Regions from separate parts of the Homo sapiens genome. Here region 2 is linked to region 1. A link is an interaction called in ENCODE POLR2A ChIA-PET data of the cell type or tissue named here. Cell type or tissue: Panc1. All regions are shown on one strand. Region 1 has its middle 43 kb from the start of FEZ2. Region 2 overlaps FEZ2 (fasciculation and elongation protein zeta 2).

The links. Peaks named below come from ENCODE experiments on the same cell type or tissue, not always from the same donor. Only the 100,000 strongest peaks of a DNase experiment are listed, where the experiment ranks them.
Region 2: POLR2A ChIA-PET joins it to region 1 with 8 read pairs; 5 of 35 experiments call an interaction of 5 or more read pairs at or near these places.

What each region holds. Positions count from the first base shown.
Region 1 is chr2:36,638,372-36,643,371 of GRCh38, forward strand. No RefSeq gene overlaps it. Among named protein-coding and RNA genes, the nearest start is that of FEZ2, 43 kb to the left of the region's middle. In Panc1, no CTCF peak of the experiment used is centred here; no DNase peak of the experiment used is centred here.
Region 2 is chr2:36,572,257-36,577,256 of GRCh38, forward strand. All of the region lies in intron 5 of FEZ2 (fasciculation and elongation protein zeta 2), which reads right to left. Among named protein-coding and RNA genes, the nearest start is that of FEZ2, 23 kb to the right of the region's middle. In Panc1, no CTCF peak of the experiment used is centred here; no DNase peak of the experiment used is centred here; H3K27ac peaks cover 3,562 bases.

The DNA.
Region 1 (5,000 bases):
GCTGTTTTGAGGAAGCTCAACAAAATCTGAGATAACATAGAGAAGGAATTTACCATATAAATGTAATAAAGAGACTGAAATAATTAAAAAGAATCAAGCAGATATTCTGGATTTCAAAAATGTAGTTGACACACTGGAGAATGCATCAGAGTACACTAACAGCAGAATTGAACAAGCAGAAGAATTAGTGAGCTTGAAGACAGGCTATTTGAAAATACACAGTCATAGAAGACAAAAGAAAAAAGAATAAAAAAGATTGAAGCATGCTTACAAGATCTAGGAAATAGCCTCAAAAGGGCAAATCTAAGAGTTTTAGCCTTAAAGAAGAGGTAGAGAAAGAGATAGGGGTAGAAAATTTATTCATGCAGCACTATTCACAATAGCAAGACATGGAATCAACTTAAATGCTCATCGATGATAGACTGGATAAAGAAAATTGGTGCATATACACCATGGAATACCATCCAGCCATAAAAAAGAATGATATCGTGTTGTGGGGACATGGATGGAGCTGGAGGTCATTATCCTTAGCAGACTAATGCAGAAACAGAAAACCAAATACCACATGCTCTCACTTATAAGTGAGAGCTACATGATGAGAACACATGGGCACATAGAGGGGAACAACACACACTGGGGCCTACAAGAGGGTAGGAGGAGGGAGAGGATCAAGAAAAATAACTTATGGGCACTATGCCAAATACCTGGCTGATGAAATAATCTGTACAACAAACCCCCATGACACAAGTTTACCTATGTAAAAAACCTGCACGTGTATCCCTGAACTTAAAAGTAAGTTAAAAACCACAAAATGTATTGAAATGGATAATAAAAGAGAGCTTCCCAAACCTAGAGAAAGATATCAATACTCAACTACAAGAAGGTTATAGAACACCCAGCAGATTTAACCCAAAGACAACTACTTCAAGGCATGTAATAAACTCCCACACATCAAGGATAAAGAAAGGATCCTGAAAGCACAAAAGAAACAAGTAACATACAACAGAGCTCTGATATGTCGGACAGCAGACTTTTCAATAAAAACCTTACAGACCAGGAGAGAGTGGCATGACATATTTAAAGTACTGAAAGAAAAAAGTCTTTTACCCCTGGAGTAGTATATCCTGCAAAAACATCCTTCAAACATAAAGGAGAAATAAAGACTTTCCCAGACAAACAAATGCTGAGGGATTTCATTGACACCAGCTCTGTCCTACAAGAAATGCTAAAGGGAGTACATTAATCAGAAAGAAAAGGATGTTAAGGAGCAATAATAAATCCTTTGAAGGTGCAATATTCACTGCTAGTAGTAACTACACAGGAAAACATGGAGTACTATAACACTATAGCTGTAATGTGTAAACTACTTTTAAGTAGAAAGACTAAACAATGAACCTAACAAAAATAATAACTACAAGGCTACATGCAGTGGCTTATGCCTGTAATCCCAGCACTTTGGGAGTCCAAGTCATGAGGATCTTGAACCCAGGAGTCCGAGACCACCCTGAGCAACACAGGGAGGCCCAATCTCTACAAGCAATAATAATAATAATAACTAGGAGGGTCGTGGGCAGCTGTGGTCCTAGCTACTTGGGAAGCTGAGATGGAAGGATCACTGGGGCCTGAGAGGTTGAGGCTGCAGTGAGTAGATTGTGCCAGTGCACTCCAGCCTGGGCAATGGAGTGAGACTGTCTCAAAATCAGAATAAGAATAAGAATAATTACAACAACTTTTCAAGACACAGGTAGTACAATAAGATATAAATAGAAACAACAAAAAGTTAAAAAGTGGGGGGACAAAGTTAAGGTGTAGAGTTTTTATCAGTTTTCTTTTTGCTTGTTTGTTTATGCAAACGGTGTTTGCATAAAATAATAGTTCATAAGATAGTATTTGCAAGCTTCATGGTAACCTCAAATCAAAAAACATGCAATGGATACATTAAAAATAAAAAGCAAGAAGTTAAATTATACAACCAGAGAAAAATTATCTTCACTAGAGCATGACAGGAAGGAAGAAAAGAGGCAGGAGAGGGCTGGGTACAGTGGGTCATGCCTATGATCCCAGCACTTTGGGAAGCCAAGGTGGATCACTTGAGGTCAGGAGTTTAGACCAGCCTGGCCAACATGGTGAAACGCCCGTCTCTACTCTGAAAATACAAAACTTAGCCAGGTGTGGTGGCACATGCCTGTAATCCCAGCTACTTGGGAGTCTGAGGCGGGAAAATCACTTGAACCCAGGAGGTGGAGGTTGCAGTGAGCCGAGATCACGCCACTGCACTCTAGCCTGGGCGCCAGAGTAAGACTCTATCTCAAAAAAAAAAAAAAAAAAAAAAGGAGGAAGAGAAGACCACAAAACCAGAAACACACACACACACACACATAAACACACATACACAAATAAAATATTATAATGTATCAATGATAACATTGAATGTAAATGGAGTAAATTCTCCAATCAAAAGACATAGAGTGGCTAAATGGCTAAAACAAAACAAAACACATGACCCAATGATCTCTTACCTACAAAAAACACACTTCACCTATAAGGATACACATAGACTGAAAATAAAGGGATGGAAAAGATAATTTGTGCCCATAGAAACCAAAAAAGAGCAGGAGTAGCTACACTTGTATCAGACAAAATAGATTTCAAAACAAAAACTATAAGAAGAGACAAAAAGGTCAATATATTATTCAGCAAGAGGATATTACAATTGTAAATATATATGCACCCCAAACCTGAAGCAGAAATATATATATAAATATATATATGTAAATATATATATATATATATATATATATATAGCAAATATTATTAGAGCTGAAAAGAGAGATACATCCCAGTACAATAATAGCTGGAAACTTCAACACTCCACTTTCAGCATTGGACATATCATCCAGACAGAAAAACCAACAAAGAAACGTCAGACTTAATCTGTACTATAGATCAAATGGACCCAATAGATATTTATAGAATATTTCATCCAACGGCTGCAGAATATACATTCTTTTCCTCAGCACATGAATCATTCCCAAAGGTAGACCATACGTTAGGTCACAAACAAGTCTTTAAAAATTAAAAAAAATTGAAATAACACCAACTATCTTCTCTGACTACAATGAAATAAAACTAGAAATCAATAACAAGAGAAATTTTGGAAACTATACAAACACATGGAAATTAATCAATATGCTTCTGAATGACCAATGGGTCAATGAAGAAATTAAGAAGGAAATAAAGAAATGACAATGGAAACACAACATACCAAAACCTACTGGATATGGCAAAAGCAGTAGTAATAAGAGGACATTTTATAGCTGTAAGTGCCTACATGAAAAAGAGAAGAAAAACTTCAAATAAACAACCTAACAATGCATCTTAAAGAACTAGGGCAAAAAAAGAGCAAACTTAACTCAAAAGTAATAGAAAAATGAAATAATAAAGATCAGAGCAGAAACAAATAAAATTGAAACCAAAAAAAATGCAAAAGATCAATGAAATGAAACATTGGTTAAAAAAAAAAAAAACTGACAAATCTTTAGCCCAACTGACTAAGAAGAAAAGAGAGAAGACCCAAATAAATAAAGTCAGAGATGAAAAAGTAGACAACTGATACTGCAGAAATTCAAAGGATCATGAAAGATTACTATGAGCAACTATATGCCAATAAATTGGAAAACCTAGAAGAAATGGATCAACTCCTAGACACATACAACCTACTAAGATTGAACCATGAAGAAATCCAAAACCTGAACAGACCAACACAAGAGATAGAAACCATCATGAAAAGTTTTCCAGCAAAGAAAAGCCTGGAACTCGATGGCTTCACTCTTATATTTTACCAAACATTTAAAGAAGAACTAATACCAATCCTACTCAAACTATTCCAAAAAATATAAGAGAAGGGAATACTTCCACACTCATTCTATGAGGCCAATATTACCCTGATACCATGACCAGACAAAAACATGACAAGCAAACCAAAAAAAAAAAAAAGGAAGAAAACTACAGGCCAATATCTGTGATGAACATTGATGCAAAAATCCTCAACAAAATACCAGCAAATCGAATTCAACAACACATTAAAAAAGATCATTCATCATGACCAAGTGAGATTTATCCCAAGGATGCAGAGATGTTTGAATATATGCAAGTCAATCGGTGTGGTCATATCAACAGAATGAAGGACAAAAATCATATAATTATCTCAACTGATGTTGAAAAATCATTTAATAAAATTCAACATCCCTCCATAACAACAACAACAACAACAACAACAAAACACACTCAAAAATCTGGGCATAGAAGGAACATACCTCAACATAATAAAAGTCATATATATATATACAACAGACCCACGGCTGGTGTCATATTGAATGGGGAAAAACTTAAAAGCCTTTCCTCAAAGATCTGGAACACGACAAGGATGCCCACTTTCAACACTTATTCAGCGTAGTACTAGAAGTCCTAGCTAGAGCAATCACACAAGAGAAAGAAATAAAGAGCATCCAAATTGGAATGGAAGAAGTCAAATTATCCTTGTTTGCAGATGATATGATCTTATGTCTGAAAAAAATCCTAAAGACTCCACCAAAAAAAAAATGTTAGAACTGATTAACAAATTCAGCAAAGCTGCAGCATACAAAATCAACATACAAAAATCGGTAGTAGCATTTCTATATGCCAACAGCAAACAATCTGAAAAAGAAATCAAGAAAGTAATCCCATTTGCAATAACTACAAATAAAATATAATACCTAGGAATTAACCAAAGAAGTGAAAGATCTCTACAATGAAAACTATAAAACACTGATGCACGAAATTGAAGAGGACACCAAAAAATGGAAAGATATTCCACGTTCGTAGATTGGAAGAATCAATGTTGTTAAATTGTCCATACCACCCAAAGCAATCTATAGATTCAATGCAATCCCTATCAAAAAACAATGAAATTCTTCACAGAAATAGAAAAAAACAATCCTAAAATGTATATGAAAGCA
Region 2 (5,000 bases), 66 kb before region 1:
CACGTAGCTTGGAGATTGGCTGGCCAAGGTGTCACTATCACTCAGGCTGCTGCTGAAGGGGCCCCAAGAAAAGGAACAATTCAACATAATCTCAAGATAAAACAAAGTAACCTTTTAAATACAAACTTTAGAAACATTACAGTACTCTTTTTATCTATGCAAACTCACTTAACTGGAGTTCATAACTTTTTGTTCTACTTTTTAATTTTACTAAGTCTAAATCAGAGATTGGCAAACTTTTTCTGTCAAGAGCCAGGCATTAATTATTTTAGGCTTTGTAAGCCACACAGTCTCTACGGCAACCACTCAACTCTGTCCATATAGCCCCAAAGCTGCTACAGATGATATATAAATGAATGAACATAGCTGTGTTCCAGTAAAACTGTATTCATAAAACAGGTGAAGAGTTGATTTAGCCCTTGGACAGTAGTCTGCCTTGACAATCCCTGGTTTAAATCATCTGAGCAAATGTGCTGTTAAAAAAATTCCAAATTAAAAAGAAGGGGGGAAAAAGCCAGGTCCATGTTGTTTTAAACAGAAGCCCCAAACAAAGGCTATCAATCATATTATAACATGAGCTGAGTCACAGAAACGGAGCAATGTAGCTGTGAAAGAAAATATATACAAGAAAGAGTGTATATCATCTAAGCCCTAGCTCTCCCCCATCCTTCAGCAATTCTCTCCCTAACCCCCGAAAAGCAATAAATTAGGGTAATGTGATTCTTTTTACAGTTTTTTCTTTTCTCTACTACCGTTAGTCACTGATTGCTAATATCCCAAAAGTTGTCCGTATAAACTTTTTCAGGGTTGACTGACGCAGTTATGCATTTTTGATGGTGGAGTGTAACACAGTAGAAATTCTCTCTTCAAAGTTCAATGTCATTATGGCAAACAGAAAAGACTATCGATTCCTATCTTCTCAACAAGACTTAGCATAAACAACCTTACATGTGACATTCAATTCAAAGATTTGTTACTAGATACTCAGAGGGTAACTATTCCATTTTCATACATATAAGTTTACTAAGTTATGATGCTAAGCAGGTAGGCCATAATGCCCAGACAACTGCAGATAACACTAGATGAACAGCAACTACTAAATTACAACATAACCTGGTGTTGTTCAACCTATTCTTGTATTCATGAGAACTGCTACTGAAATTCAATGACCTGTGAATGTCTGATGTAACAGAAGCCTGGCTCCCCCAATAAAAATCCCCAATAGAACAATAATAATTCAAATACTACAAATCTAAATCCTCCGGGATTCAATCTCCTGTACACTGAAGTTTCAATTCAACAAACATGCATTAAGTGATGTGCGAAGAACAAGAAATTAGGTGAGGTGCTGGGAAAGCAGTGTGAATGAGCCTTTAAAGAGCTTGCACTCTGTTAGAAGAGAGGTTTAAGCCAATGATTACAACACAGTGTGGTACTTCAATATCACAAGTATGTGTACCCTCACAAATAAATATGAAAACACCTCATAACAGGCATATAAACATAATAGGCAACTCATAAAAGAATACAAATGGTCAACAGATCAAACCCATTGTTTGCCTGTGCAGTGTATATTCAAAAGCTCTTAATATCTCCTGTTGGCGGGAGGTGTGGGAAAATGGTCACTCTTACGCTCTACTGGGCTACACTTCTACACAATAATTTGAAAAGCTGGTCATTTAAAGCCATTTAAAACTCTATATTCTTTGACTTGGAAATTCTATCAGTTTCAGTGAGTGGATAAACTAGTTTTGCTAACCAAAAGAAAATAATTCAATTTTAGGAAAATGGTAACTTTGGTTTAATAGTATAAATTTCAGACTCCTACAAGATATCCAAAGGGAATTGTCTAGTAGGCAGTTGGACATATATAACAATTAGCATTTACTCATGGTGTTTGCTATGTTTGCTAATCTTATATACATTATTTCATTTAATCTCTCCAAAATTCAAAGCCGTCTGTATGTAGGACGAAGATTCAAACACAGCTCTTAACCCAAAGCTCTTAGTCAATATTCTATTGTCTTAGACAATATTCACTGTCCATGGGTTTGACACCTGGCAGAAAGATCCAATATAGAAATATATATTTGCAAGTTTATCTTTCGTTCACTCATTCATTCAGCAGAAATTTATTAGGTACCTAAGGTTGGATCTACGAATACCGAGAAAGTAAAGTTAAATTTCTTATCATTAGGGACATAAAACAGAGATAGGCATGAAAACAAAAAATTGCAGTATGATACAACAGTGATAATAGAAATACTAAAGAGGAGTAACACTAACCCCTCTAAAAAGAGAGAGTAGTCAACTCTGCATCGGACAGAGTCATCAAGGAAGGTTCTAAGAAAGGAAGACAATGCTTGGCCATGATTTTAAAGGATGAGTGAGAAAAAAAAAAAATCCCCCAAGTGGACAGAAGCAGCAGGTAAGGAATTTGATTCCAGAAGAAGAGCATTGAATATAAAGAAGTGTCACCCAAAACAGCATGGTCAGCACAAAGAAATACATGTAGGTCACCATAGTGATAAACAGACAGTGCCCTTTAACCACTCTCTAACCCCCCATCCTCTGCTCCTCCAGATGCTGCAAAAAAGGACAGAGGAAATATAAAGCCTGCCACTCTCTTGAGTTGCACTTCCCAAAGAGGTCCACTCCTTTAACCTCCTCTTCAAACGGAGAATTGGAAAGGGACTAGGCAGGCTCCCTTGTCAATGAGGAGAAGCAGTGGTGTAGTGACACTCTCCAAAACAGCTTCCCAACAGCATCACCATCTACCACCTCACCCAGCCTTTGGTTTTCTTCATGGCCTTTATTTACTACTAAAATTCCATCATCTATTCATTTTTTCCTTGTTTATTGCCTTTCTCCGTCATTAGACTATAAGCTCCAGGAAGGCATGGGATGGGCCTCATCTATTCTATTCTATTCACCACTGTGGTTTTTCTGTTTTTTGTTTGAGACAAGGTCGGGCTGTAAGTGGAGTGGTGTGACCATGGCCCACTGCAGCCTCAACCTCCTGGGCTCAAGCAATCCTCTCGCCTCAGACTCCCAAGTAGTTGGGACTACAGGTGCATGCCACCACACCTGGCTAATTTTATAATTTTTATTTTGTAAAGACAAGGTCTCACTATATTGCCCAGTCTGGCCTCAAACTCCTGGGCTCAAGGAATCCTCCCACCTCAGCCTCTCAAAGTCCTAGAATTACCATCATGAGTCATCCTGCCCACTGTATCTTGAAGAACACCTGCCACAGGAAAGCACTCCACAAATCCTTGCTGAATGAATGAATATTGTTTCATCTTACCCAACATACAGCATTATGGTTATTTTAAACCTAAAACTCCAATCAAAATCATATTTCACTTTTATAAGATAATACTTTCTGTAACATTTCACATATTTTCATGGTCTAATGAAATTTTCCAATGCTCTAAATAGCATCCCTATGCCCTCTATTTTTTTTTTCACCACAACAAATATTTAAAACAAAATCTGTCTCCAAGTTTAACTCTGCTCTATACCCACTCCAATATTTCATTAGAGTATCTTTGGACCAAAGAGAACAAGGTAACAATTTTAGATTAAGTGGTATGCCAACTACAAATTGATGTACTGCTTCAGTGAAACATACATGAAGAAAAATGGAAGCTATTCTATACTTAACGAAAAACTTCAAGTCCTGCTAATAAAACAAAAATATCTCAGGCAGGAGAAAAAAAAAAGTGACTTATGTTATTGGAAAAACAGGTAACATATGACAATTCTAAGGAGGTCACCATTTTTTAGGAATTAGTATCACTGATAATAGCAAACTCATAGAGACCAGGTCTTGCCAAGACTGCATGTGATATAAAATGCTTGGTAAAATGTTTGGCAAGCTCCTGGAATCTGTTTATCCAACTGCCTATTTCACTTTGGGTTTCTTTTGAGCAACCTACCACTATTTTCAGAATCACCCTTCCAGCCTACTTGTGTCACAGATAGGAAGGTCTTTCCCTGGCATTTTAGGCTTTTTATTTTTTTTTTTTGAGACAGAGCCTCGTTCTGTTGCCCGGGCTGGAGTACAGTGGAGCAATCTTGGCTCGCTGCAACCTCCGCCTCCTGGGTTCAAGCGATTCTCATGCCTCAGCCTCCCGAGTAGCTGGGATTACAGGCATGCGCCACCACGCCCAACTAATTTTTGTATTTTTTAGTAGAAACGGAGTTTCACCATGTTGGCCAGGCTGGTCTTGAACTCCTGACGTCAGGTGATCCGCCCACCTTGGCCTCCCAAAGTGCTGGGATTACAGGCGTGAGCCACCGCGCCCGGCCGCATTTTAGGCTTTAAAAGGATACAGGAAACTAGTACTGCAAGCTTAGCCGTGCCATTACTGAACTGATTAAAATTTTTGACACAAATTGTAAATCAGGCAAAATGCAACTTCAAAAGTTCAAATATTATGAAAAATATTTACTGTTACTATGAATCTATTTCAAGACCAATGAAGGCTGAAGTAAGACCTAACTGTTGCCTTGCCAAATCCATTTCTCAATATAAATGCCATGTAAAATTACACAATAGATTTACTCTAACCCTTTTTACATGGGAGTTACAAAACGAAGCCTTTAAACCCCTCTAGGGATAAATTTACTTTTCTCAGCCAAGTGTTAACAGCAATAAATGGAGGATTTACATGTAATCCCTAAAAGCAAATAGGCAGAAATTACCAACCATGCTATGACTTTTTAACTAAGCATTTTATTTAATCTCACTTGCATAACAGGGCAATTTAAAGGGTGCCAGTTCTAAAAATATGAGATGCAAATGCAAAATAGTGTCCCTAATATTTTAAAGCAAATTTTCTAGGATTGTATATTCAAACAAATGTGGGTTGGTTTTGGGTTTTTTTCAGAGTACTCACTAGGAATAACTAAATAAACACCTATTCAATCAATACTGCCATTTCTTAAAAATAATAGATACCTGAGAACTTTTTTCAAAGTCAGTGCATAAGCAA